Linked DNA regions of Homo sapiens: region 1 is linked to region 2. The links are chromatin contacts, found by Hi-C or POLR2A ChIA-PET in ENCODE. All regions are on one chromosome and are shown on one strand. The core of a region is the stretch at or near the end of the contact, and the rest is flanking DNA. Distances in the headings are between cores, read along the strand shown. Region 1 has its middle 110 kb from the start of ZNF462. Region 2 has its middle 92 kb from the start of LINC01505.

Region 1 (6,512 bases), core at 1,307-3,806, 48 kb before region 2:
TTATTTCACAACTCTAAACTGGAGTGTGCCCATTTGAAAATTGGGAATGGTAATATCTGACTGATAGTATTTCTGTAAAGATCAAAGAAAGTAATGTGTGTGGTATATGCTAGATCTGATACCTAGCACACAGCAGTGATTATTACTATAGCTAGGAACCCTACAGCTAGACTAGTTGGGCTTAAAGCTTGACTCTTACACTTACTAGCTGGTGAACTTGAGCAAGTTATTTCCCTCCTGTGCCTCAGTTTTCTCATCTATAAAAGGGAGATGATAGTGGTACCTACCTTGTAGTGTTGTTTGGAATTAAATGAGTTAAGATATGTAAAGTGCCCTGTGCCTGGCATATACAAGCAGTATGTGATGGCTATTATTATTATCATCATCATTGTAGCTACTATAGTCGCCTTGCTGCCCTCTATCAGAAAGTATATAGATTGCCTTATAAAACTATTTATAATCTTTTTCCCCCACATTAAGTGAATGATGTCTTTAAAAAAAAGGAAAAGGAGGAGTCTCTACCCACAGACAAGAACTCCCCCATTGGGAGTGCTTCCTCTGTCTCCTGCTTGCAGTGACACCACCTGGAGGGAACCCACCACCCCCCCACCACCACCACCCCCAGCAGCTCCAGCAACAGGCCTGCCAGAGATCTGAGCAGATGTTTCTGCTTTTCAGACCCAGGCGTTTCCTCTCTTCTAGGAGCACATGCCAGCACAGTCAATATCTGGAAACCCGCTGCTTCACAGTAGGGCTGAGAACTAAACTGGTACTTTACTAGAAAATGGTAATAAAGCAATTTGAATTGCTTTTCATCCTCCTTGCTCTTAACAGCTTTTAGGTTCATATGAGACCAATCAATTAATCCTGCTTCAGAGCTACAGGAATGGGGTGTTTTCCAGCCTCTGAATAGGAGATGGGCCCATAACAGAGATTTTTCCAGCCGTATTTCACAAGGACCATTTAGCCTGGCATCTAGAGCAATGGTGGGCAGAGGTGCCACTTGGTTGGCACCATATTCTTACAGCCTGGCCAGTTCCCCAGGTGCAAAAGAATGGCTTCTACCCCAAAGGCAAACCATAAATGTGATTCTTCTTTGTATAGTCTTTTCCTTCCATTCTCATTTCCTTCAATCCCAGGTTTCTGTATGAAAGAGTTAATAAGGTAGAGGATGATTCACCTGCATGGAAACTGATATGTACATTAAAAAAGGAGCTGCCATTTCCTTCCTGATCAAGTGTGATGTAGTTCCTTTGAAAGCCTCCTCTCTCACCTTGAGGAAGTTCTTACAGATCTCAGCATCCATAGATCTGTGTCCAGCACACAGTAACACTCAGAGAATAATGGATGAAGTGGATTAAAATAGAAATGAAATGAAAATTTAGAAAGAATGGAGGCGAGGGAAGGATTTTTTCCTATTTTTTCATGACCAAGTATTGAATATTATTATTTTAAGAATTAATATATTTTAAAAATCTTCACATTAAAAGATAAATGGGGCTGGGCATGGTGGCTCATGCCTGTAATCCCAGGACCTTGGGAGGCCGAGGAGGGCAGATCACTTGAGGCTAGGAGTTCGAGACCAGCCTGTCCAACATCGTGAAACCCCATCTCTACTAAAAATACAAAAAGTAGCTGGGCATCGTGGCAGGTGCCTGTAATCTCAGCTACTTGGGAGGGTAAGGCAGGAGAATTGCTTGAACTTGGGAGGTGGAGGTTGTAGTGAGCCGAGATCTCGCCACTACACTTCAGCCTGGGTGATAGAGCAAGACTTTGTCTCAAAAAAAAGAAAATTAATAAATAAAGACAAATGGTTAGTCCATAAATGGAAGGTAACAGATTAAAAGTGGTCAATGCCCGTGGACGAACATATTTACTCTGGCACACGAATTGGTGTTGAGAGAAATTTATGTTCTTCCTTCATTGTGAAATTAGTGGAGGGTATTTATCCACCTCAGCACAGATATTTGCCAGAAGTTGTCTCAAGACCTCAAGCACAACTTGTTTAGACATTTTCCAGTTGTAATTTTTTTCTAGGCTGTTAAAAATATTGACTTTGACAGCTTTAAAATGATGGCCTCAGAATTGGAATAATTTACATTCTGGAATTAAGATAATTCAAGCATTTCTGCTGGCAAGGAACAAGGGTAGGAACCAGTTATATAAATCCCAGATTTGTGGGAGACTGAACCATTAGCATAGATTCGTCGTCTGTGGATATTCAGAGCAGTCACCTTCCCATGTAAATGAATCTTTATGTCTCTTCCAGGCAGGCCCAGATTCTGAGCTATTTTCGTAACTTCTTTCGGATCAGGTGATCTGGAAGAGGGTGGGCGAAGGCGTCAGACTCAGGCCACACTCATGTTGCCGGCCTCTTGGTGTTCTGCAAGAGACACAGAAAGCCTGAGGAAAAATTCTAGCCACTGTCTGGCTGTTGTGTGTTTACCTTAGACGTTCTCTCCTTTAACTCCTGAGTCTCAGTCCCAGAGAGTCAACATAGAAGGCATTCAGAACAGCTCAGTGGTCCTGGACCTGACCCAGCTCTCTCTGCCAGATTCCAAACACACCTGCTAAACAGATTCTTTTCTCCCAGCGCTCTGCTGACATTTCAGCTGGAACCAAAGTCACTCTCTTAGTCCACAGCATTCCTCTGACTGCTAACGGGACCATTTGTCCTCTCCATTCCTTAGGAGTTTCTCTTTGACTCTGACTGGAAACACCTAAGTCAAAAGAAAACTTGGTCCAAACCCCGAGGCTATGGCTGGGAAATAATGGAGTGGTAATCATATTCAATAGGAAACAATGAAAGCAACAGCTTCCCTCAAATGGATTCGTCCTCATCCTTGGTACTAGGTACACTTGTGCTTGTCACATTTTGTCATCCTCGAGTGGCTCTGAGGTGTCATCCAGATTTCACAAGTGAAAAAAAGATTAGAAAAACTAAAGAATTTCCCCAGAGGCACCTGACTGGTGACTAGGTCAGATGGACCCCAAGCCCATGGTTTGGATATTTCAGCTGTCACCTCTAGCAAAGATGTAGATGACTATCCCTGTGGAAATCAAGAGGTGGAAGAGACACTGGAGATGACAAGGGCTTCTCCCAAATACGTATCATGTGCATGAGTGTAAGTTCAAATCAGTCACGGCATCATGGTCATTTGGAATTCTGTGATTGGAAGATATATTAAAGCCCTTCTAAATCAAATCTTTAACGCTCAAAGCCTGACACCCTTAAGCATATGGCAGATTATTAACCGGGGATGATTTTGACCCTCTGGGAACATTTGGTGATGTCTGAAGGTATTTTCAGTTGTCACAACTTGGGCCGGACGCCTGTGGGTAGTAGAGACCAGGGATGCAGCTAAAACTCCTGCAGTGCTCAGGACAGCCACACCCCACCCCATTCCCTTCAGCACAAAACAGAATTATCTGAATCAGATCATGTCAGTAGTGTTGAAGTTGAGAAACCCTGAAAAATGGAAAGGCAAGATGAGAGAAACATGGACACTGGAGATCATCTGGATCAAGCCCCTCAATGTTATTAAAAAAAGAGACCCAAAATGGTGAAGTCACTAACCCTTGGTCACATGGCAAGATTTTGGTAGAGTTGGAGTTGAACTACACTGGACATGAGCATATGAATAGCTATATTAATAAATATCTATAATAATATGAACAATCACAATTGCAATGCATTAATAGAAAAATGTAAAAAGAAAAATATTGACAGTTATTATCACCAGGGATAGTCACATTTACTCTGCATATGTAGGTACAACAAGTATGACAGGAAGATACTGCCCATATATAATTCCTGTTTAAAAAAAACTTTTTTTTTTTGAGCAACAAGAGAGGAATGAACCAGCTTAAAATCTCACAGCTCATAAGAACCTGGAATTGAACTCTTTTCTCTTAAATCAAAGGCCTTTGGGATGACCAGCAGGGCCTTGGTTCTTTCCATGACTGAAAGGGCATTAAAAAGAGAAAGTTTATACCCATATACATGAAAACCGCAGGATATTCAAACATCTTTTGTAGTATCACAGTCATCTGCATTTGATATATCTTTTGAGTCTATTGCTATGAAGGATGTTGCATTTACTCCTGCAGGCTCTGCTATTGGGTATATAAATCGCTCTAAAATTTCTGGAGGATAATTAAGCACTATGTATGAGGAGCCACCCTTTGATACAGTGATTTTACTTGTTGGAATCTGTCCTAAGAAAACAATTAGAGTTGCAGATAGATTTATGCACAGATATTATGATAATAATAATAGCTGGGATTTATCGAGCTCACACCATATGCCAGAGTCTGTTTTAAGTGCTTTCCATGCATCATCTTATTTGCTCCTCATAACACTATGAGGTAAGTATTATTCTCATCCCCATTTATACATGGGAAGCTGAGGCTTAGAGAGTCTCAGTAATTTGGCCAAGGTTACTTGGCTACTATATTATAAAGGGAATTCAAGGCCAGGCAAACTGATTCACAGGGTTTCTTCATTTTAATTGCTATACAATACCAACTGATAGCAGTAAATTACACATTTATCAGGAAACATTGGAAAGAATCTGATGTCTAACATGAGTGCACTTGGTTAGGGGAGTTATGGCCTGTTTCCTCTTTTGGTATCTTGGCCTAAAGTAAACCTGGACTATGTCTTCCTTGGGTAGAAAAGGATGGCAGATCTGCTTGGAGGCTTTGCAGATAGTTCATATTTGTGCAGTCTGTCATTTAATAGAGCTTAACTCTGGTCACAGGAAGGAGAATGCAGCAGACCGGAACTCAGACAGACCTCAGTTTGAATCCTGGCTTGGCCACATCCTAGAAGCTCAGCCTTTGATAAGGCACATTTTCTTCACCAAACCTCACTTTCCACATCATTAAAATGGGGAAGTCACATCCACCTGGTGGAGTGGCTGCATGAAACCCTTGACTTGCAGAAGTGCTCAATGACGCACAGTGGGTGCTCACTATGAGTTAGGTGACTAGAAATAGGCAGAGATGGAGCCCTGCATTGGTGACCTGAGAAGGAAGGCTTGCTGCTGTCTGAGGGAAGGGGATTCCCAGCTGTGCTTGGGGAAGAGGAAGTCAGCGAAAGCCACTTAAGAACGTTGAATTCTTGTGGACAAGTCCTGTAAACAGCTTTAGAACAATGTAAATAGGATAACTGACAAGTCCTGTGAACAGCTTTAAAACAATGTAAATAGGATAACTGACAACAAGTCCTGTGAACAGCTTTAGAAAAATGTAAATAGGATAACTGGCTGTGAAAATTAACACAAACAGGAAAAACAGACTCTGAGAAATCCAGAGACCTGAATGCCTATGGGAGAGGGCTCTTTCTTCTGTAGAAGCCCAGGCAGGGTCTTATGGCCCCCCATCTGGGTGAGCACTTGAGGTGCAGAAGCTTGGAGAAGAACGAGTAATCAAGGAGCTGCCCCAGCCTCAGATCAGACCTACTGGACCCTAACTCTGGAGAATAAAACTGGGGATGTCACTGCAGTGACTGGATGCACATTTCTTGGTCAGCCCCCAGAATAATCCCTGCTTCAGAGGTGACTCAGCTTGGGAAAGGCCAGCGTTGATGGCCCCTTATCACAAGTGTTTGACTCACAGAGTGTGACAGCTGGAGGGGGCCTTGGAGTTAAATCATCTCAGCCAGCCCCTCCATTTGAGAGACAAGAGAGACTCAGAGAGGAGAAGGGACTTGTCTGATGTCCACAGAGTTACTAAGCAGCGGTGCTAGAACCCCAGCCCATGCACTGCTGACTCAGAATCCAGAAGAGATTTTTCTTCCCCTAGCACCTTAATGCTGTTTATTTGTAATCGTTGGTGATCTATTCATTGAATTATGTGTCCTTGCTCATGCATTTAGAGAGCTTATGCACATTTTGTACACCCAAAGCATGTATGGTGAAAGCACAGAAGTATATATCCATTCTGTCAACAAATGTTGTCAACTCTTATCCAATAATGTCTCTTGAATCCATTTCCATCTCTCTGGTTCAGACTTATCACCTTGCTTCTGGATCCTTGTAAATGTCTAGCTGATTGTCTTATCTTCAGTAACTGCTTCTCTTCTGAGACATTTTTCAACCCTGCAGACAGAATCATTTTTTAAGGAAATATTTCCATGGTTCCATTGCTTACTGGACAAAAATAAACTTCTTAGGAAGACATTCAAGGCCTTTTATGATCTGAGCCCATCCTCCCTTACCAGGCTTTTGCCTGGTAATCTAATGCTTTTGCCTACCCATGCATGACACGCATACCTACAGAAGCCACTTCAGGACTCTGTGCTCTTTTTCACAGTGTTCCCTCTTCCTAAAAGGCCTGTCTCCCATACTACAGCCCTGGAACTTTTGCTCATCCCTTAAGCACAGCTCAACCATCACCTTCTTTATGAAGCCCTTCATCATGCCTCTCCAGGCAAAACCCATCACCCTCTCTGCTCTGTTTCTCCAGTGTTCTGCACACGCTTGCATTACAGCTCTCCTATTGGATTG
Region 2 (6,135 bases), core at 2,413-4,912:
AAGTGTGTTATAGAGATCCTCCTTTCTACCAGGATTGTGGGAAACTGAGCAGGTTTTAAAACCTAAGTGAACAAAGGATGTGGGAGAAGGAAGGTTGTCCTGGGAATTAGAAGACCTGATTTTTATCCTGGATCTGCCATTTAATTTGCTTTATAATCTTGGATGAGTTACTTCACTCATGTGACGGAACTAATTTTGCAAAAGTAAGAAATACTGTTCAATTAGGTAGAATAATGTATCTTGCTCTAAGGTTTTCTCAGGAAAACAAGGTTAAACTAATTCAGGTGTTCCTATCCTAGGGCATTACGGATGAACATGAGGGAATTCTTAAACTTCTTCAATTTTGGCACATGTATGTATATTTCTGGGGCAAGACTCCACAGTTTTTGAGAGTTCAATCTACAAAGTGTTCATGGCTTTCCAAAAGTTAATTGCCTGTGGATGACAGAAACTCTAAAACTTCTCAAGTTTGAAAATGTTATCATTCATTGATTTTCTATCTTTGTAGTAAGTCTTATAGAGCAAATATTACAGAGAGAAGAATTGGCACAAATCCCTTTAAATTATACTTTCTTCACATTAATCTGAGGCTAACTCTATATTATGGAGAAACACTTTTTACTACAGTAGAGAATTCTTAGAGGCCCAAGGTCCTGTAATTTTTATCCTATTTAACTTGGAGTTGTTTGTATGCCTACAGTATTGTTTACTGAATTAACACAGTTCACTCTAAATGACTTTGAAGATATAAAACATTGGACATTTGACCCAAGAGTGTTCCTCAGGGTCCTCTAAGCTCTAACCCTGGATTAAGAGGTTAGGTACTCCAAGGGAAAAAATTTGCTTACTACTTTACCTTACTTCCCTGTAAAAATGTCTTTTCTGAGTTATTATTTACTCTTACTTCCTTAGCGTTTACTCTTTTTAGTGGGCCACTATGAAGCTTGTACATTTAAACAAAGTTTCTGTGTCTTTCACAGGGACAAAGTGAAGACATTGTCCAATATGTTACCTAAGGTCCCTTATAGTCAATACGATTCACTTTTAATTTAACATCAGGGAAAAAGTGTTTTTGAAAGAGAAATTTGTATTCTTTCTATTAAAAATGACAATATGTACTTTATTTCTCCTTTGCTTCCTCTACCAGGACTTTCAGAACTGAAGTCCGTGCTCAAATGTAATTTGTAAGAGCTTATTCATTATAGATGTCTGGGCACATCTATGTTTTCCTATATTTACTCCAATATTACTTAAATTTTTTTGATTATAAGAGAATACATTTTCATTGAAGAGGAAGTTTCAGAAAAAGTGAGAATCATGAGTTGTCTGATCATCAGGAATAATACTTGGTTACACTCCAGTATTCCAGTGTTTCTTTTATGCATAGATACACTTTTCATAATGTTGGAATCAAATTGTCCATACCTTTATACAAACCCCTCTTTCATTTAATAACATCATGGAAATCTTACATTTATATTAATTTTTTAAGGGCATGCATTTTGATGATGGTTTGGTATTCTACAATAAAGATGTACCATTATTTTAAATAATGCTGAGGTTGATAGCTTTATAGCTGAATGTTTGTTTTCACTCTTGACTATTTACTTAGTATAAATATCTAGAAGAGAAATTACTAAACTTATTTTAAAGACTTTATGTACTGAGAATTTTCTTTCCATAAATGTTGCAACAATCTATACTCCACACTAACGGTGTTTAAGAGGGGCTGTTCTCACACCATTGTCAAAACTGAGCAGCATTTTTTTCTTCTAATCTAATTCGCCTAGTAGAAAACAAGCAGATATCATTGTTTGCATTTATGTTTCATTAATTTTAATGTAGTTTCATAATTTAAAAGTTTATTAACCATTTTTGCACTTCTATGTATGAATTGCCTATTATCTTTTGCCCATTTTTCTACTGAGGCATCTGACTTTTTTTCATATTGTTTTGCAAAAGTTCTTTATATGTAAAGAATATTACTTCTTTGCCTTCTAGCTTGCATATATTTCTCCCATTTTTGATTGCCTTTCCATTGCTATAAGCAGCGTATAGTACAGTGATCATAAATAAAGACACTAGTGACTCTCTGGGATCACAGAACAATAGCTGTGTATCCTTAGGTAGATTACTTAATATCTTTGTTCATGTCTTTCCTTATCTATAGTTCTATCTTCCCAATATGTACTCTGCTTGGAATAATGCCTGGCGTATCATGTGCACTCAATTAATATTAACAAATTTTATTAATCAGAATTTTATTTTCAAATATCCTGTGTTATATTGTGTCAAGATTTTAATAGTTGTTATATTTTTAGGGAACGTTAGGGGTGGGAGAATTGAAAGAACTTAAAGAATACCTGTGTCAATGTCATTAGCACTTCATGATAGCTTTGTAAAGAACAAAGAATGCTTCTATTCCAGGTTTGATTTACACCCAAAATAAATGTGGGTGCATAGAAAGTGAGGTAACAATATACTTGGAATGTGCTGGTCATCAAACACATAGGTTGTTGCACTTATTTAATTGTTCCATTTTAAATGACAGATAATGTTCCAATGACCTTTTTCTATAAGGATCTCAGGATATCCCACAGGTCTTTAAGCCTCATCTTTTCCATCCAGGAACTAATCCAAGTTGGTCTCTCACTTAAAGGGGAAGAAACTGAGGAGCTGCCAGTCAGCCATCAACCATGAAAAAGCTCGGGATAATTTCACTTGAGATCGGAGACCCCACCAGCTGAAAATAAAGCAAATTATGTTCCAAATCTGGTTTTGAAATGAAGAGTGAAGAACCTACAATTTGAAAATAATCACATCCACTGTATCTTCATCCTCCAGATGAGGACTCTCTTACATTTTAGTTAGTCAGTGTGTAATGTTTCTTTTATTTCTGTTCTCAAAGTCTTGACATCACTAAAAATAACTGACTCAATTACACTTGTGCATAAGCAGCTGGAAAACTACCAACATGTTCCCAATGTCTAAACCGTGTAAACAGAGACACCAGAGGCAGGGTAGGGGGTGGGGAGGAAAGAAAAAAAGGAAAAGAAAGTAAAGAAAGCAAAATTATTTTGAAAATAGAATTATGCAAAAGCAGCTTCCAGGGAAGATAGTATGATGTTTATACCTTTTCTTTGCTCCCAGTGGCACACTGCAGTCCATACACCAACTGGGTCCCGGAAGCAAACCAGGTGGAAAAAAGGATCAAGAAACTTTATAAACACCTTGCAAATCAACGTGCTCGGCCAATACACATTCCATTGCTCATCATGGGAAAATGTTGGCAGCTGTCTCTGGTCAGATGTCCCAGGGTTTTGGGGGCCTCAATCTAGAACTTGAGGACTAACAGGGAAAATTGAAACAGAATCCTGGCTGGTCTGCAACCCCGAAATACAACCACAAACCCCCTCAATTTCCAAAGACCAATCTTTTGTGGTGGCTCTTAGCTCAGAATGCACAATTACAAAAATGAAATGTTCCAAATGTCCTGTACACCCACAACATTCTTTCTTTTATTTACTGTCTCGGGTAGAAGAATATACTTTATCTCCTCGTGTCCTTTTGCCAGGAAAGCGAAGCAGGTTTGGCCAGCAGAAAACTTGATCATCTTTATTCCTTCCTTCATGTTACCAGGAGATGAAGGAAAAGGTCACAGCAGCTGTGCAGCTCAGCTGATTCACCCTGGGTCGGGCTACATGTTATCTACACTTCTCAAGGGGAGAACCTTGCTTGCGATAAAAGTAGGTCATCAGGCAGTGAAAAGAGAATGTGACTTCGCCAAAGAAATGAGAAGGGAGAGCGGGGTCAAACCCAGGGCCTTGGTGCTTCTGAAACGTTGACCAGAGAGGGCGAGATGAGCATTGCTGTGTGACCTCTCTCTCTCCATCTCTTGCTCTCCCAGTCTCCATTTTGCTCTCATTTTAACTAATACATGAAGTGCCTGGAGAAGCCAAAGAATCCATGAAGGGACCCTGCAAGGACAGTGGCAAAGAGCTTTCTTTTTTTTCCACACAAAGTCAGGCCAAAGGGGGATGGTTTAAGTTGCTTCCAGCAGGACTTAGGTTCAGCATGAGGAAAATATCTCGGAGTGAGATGAGCCTCTGGAATGCATTACTAAGGGAGTTGATGGAATCCACTTCAGAGATCTCTGAGGACACCATGGAATGCTAATCTTTTCTTAATGGCTAATATTTTGGTGTAGAGGAGGAGACATGGATGAACTTTCAAGTTCCTTTCACTCCTGAGATTTGAACATACACTGGCAGAAGAATGAGATATCAGTTGTCCTGTGACATCTGCAACATCCAAATCCTGCTTCTTCTAGGTCACCTGAGGCCCTTGGGGTACCTTCCGCACCCTCCAATTGCCCCCACCTCCACCTCTGACACTGGTGATTAGGTTTAGTTCCTGAGGGTATAGATCTGGTGGTGTGTGTGGGTGGGGGGGTGGAGGTTATTGGATGGAGAAGAATCATATATATATATTTAAAAAAAAAAAACAAGAATAACAAGTACCAGAAAGTGAGTTCAGGCCAAGATTTTTGGGAAGTGCTGAAATTTAAGTGGGGGAAATGACAATAATCTATGAAATATTCCGAGAGGTAGGAACTATACCAGAAGTGAAAAACAGAGCCAAGGCCCCCAAGCTAGGTAGGAGGAAGATAAAAACAGAGTATATGAGGGAATAGGATTTTTTACTTACGGGATTCTTGACACTCACAGTGTCAAGACAGGTAAGAGTCACAAGTCAAAAGAGTTGTGAAGGGAGGCCAGGTGTGGTGGCTCACGCCTATAATCCTAGTACTTTGGGAAGCTGAGGTGGGAGGATCACCTGAGGTCAGGAGTTCAAGACCAGCCTGGCTAACATGGGGACACCCCATTTCTACTAAAAATACAAAAAATTAGCAGGGTGTGGTGGCGTGCCTGTAATCTCACCTACTTGGGAGGCTGAGGCAGGAGGATCACTTGAACCCAGGAGATGGAGGTTGCAGTGAGGCAAGATTGAGCCATTGCACTCCAGTTTGGACAACAAGAGCAAAATTCCATCTCAAAAAAAAAAAAAAAAGTTGTGAAGGGAGTAAATGAATGAATAAAAAATTCATAAGATTTGTTATTAATATAATTTAACATTCTGGAATTTATAAATGAACATAAGATTGACTTCAAGGGTGTCTTTTTATGAATTATATCACTCTTAGACCCATGTGCTTTCTCTAATGAAACCTAGTGGGTGGAGAATTGGGATAAACTTACATTTGCTCTTGAAGGTGTTTCATACAGGTGAACGGGGTCACATGTTTGAGAGTCATGGGGTGGTACTCATCTGCAGATGAATATGACTGTGAAGATCATCCTCTGGAGAGTAGACGATTGGATGAGTTGGTCAGGCCACTTGAAGGTCCATACCTTAGTGTTAAGACATCCTCACTGGTGCATCTTCATTGTGACAATATTTTCATATGCAGAGGATCAGCACTTGCTTCCTTTACTTTTTTCCTCCAGAGCAACTTTATTGCATAAGCATGCTCCTTTCTATTGACTCATTTTGTAGAAACAACCCATATATTTATATGCCAGGACATGGGTTACAGATTTTACCTCCATAGAGACTCATCGACACATTTCTTTCAGTTTGTGAGTTTTGAGCTAACAAGCAAAGAGGAGCTCACAAGCAAAGGTAAACCTTTCTTTTATGCTTCACAGTGACATTCATTCCATGCTGTCTTTTGTACCATGACCTAGGATGTGGAATATGGAGTCAAAGATGCGTAAGACAAGGTTCTTGACCTCAGAGCAATCCATTCAGGATACCCATTAGTCTGCATCAGGCTTCTGTGTCATGGAACCCACACAGAGAGGAGGAAAGGGATGAAGCCACCAATGATGAGCACCATGACTTCTGGCATCACATTTTGTTTGACTGAGAACCCTAATTTAATGAGAGAATGTAATCAAGGAAGGTTAGCAGAAGTCATAGCCTTTGGAGAAGATTGCTTAACATACAGTCCATTGGTTCTTCCCACAGGAGAGAATGGTAAAGACAGCTGAGTTAGAAAATTTTAACAGGATGCTGCTATAAAGACACATGCACATGTATGTTTATTGCAGCACTATTCACAATAGCAAAGAC

What was found. A loop is a pair of places that touch in the nucleus more often than their neighbours do. ChIA-PET counts read pairs that join two places held with the same protein, here RNA polymerase II (POLR2A). Pooled maps may share reads with other maps.
Region 1: a map of psoas muscle shows a loop between it and region 2 (2.7-fold over the local background). The contact joins two enhancer-like sites. A Hi-C loop is called at or near these places in 2 of 168 maps with a recorded cell type or tissue (PC-3 and psoas muscle) and 1 of 50 pooled maps. POLR2A ChIA-PET finds 5 or more read pairs at or near these places in 2 of 52 experiments (GM12878 and OCI-LY7).

The regions. Positions count from the first base shown.
Region 1 is chr9:106,751,880-106,758,391 of GRCh38, reverse strand. No RefSeq gene overlaps it. Among named protein-coding and RNA genes, the nearest start is that of ZNF462, 110 kb to the left of the region's middle. RefSeq lists an enhancer at 5,027-5,236. Within about 2 kb of position 2,556, at least 6 of the 41 ENCODE cell types and tissues checked have a DNase peak (open chromatin) inside an H3K27ac peak, as active enhancers do; they include psoas muscle, where a contact is called at or near this core.
Region 2 is chr9:106,705,464-106,711,598 of GRCh38, reverse strand. No RefSeq gene overlaps it. Among named protein-coding and RNA genes, the nearest start is that of LINC01505, 92 kb to the right of the region's middle. Within about 2 kb of position 3,662, at least 5 of the 41 ENCODE cell types and tissues checked have a DNase peak (open chromatin) inside an H3K27ac peak, as active enhancers do; they include psoas muscle, where a contact is called at or near this core.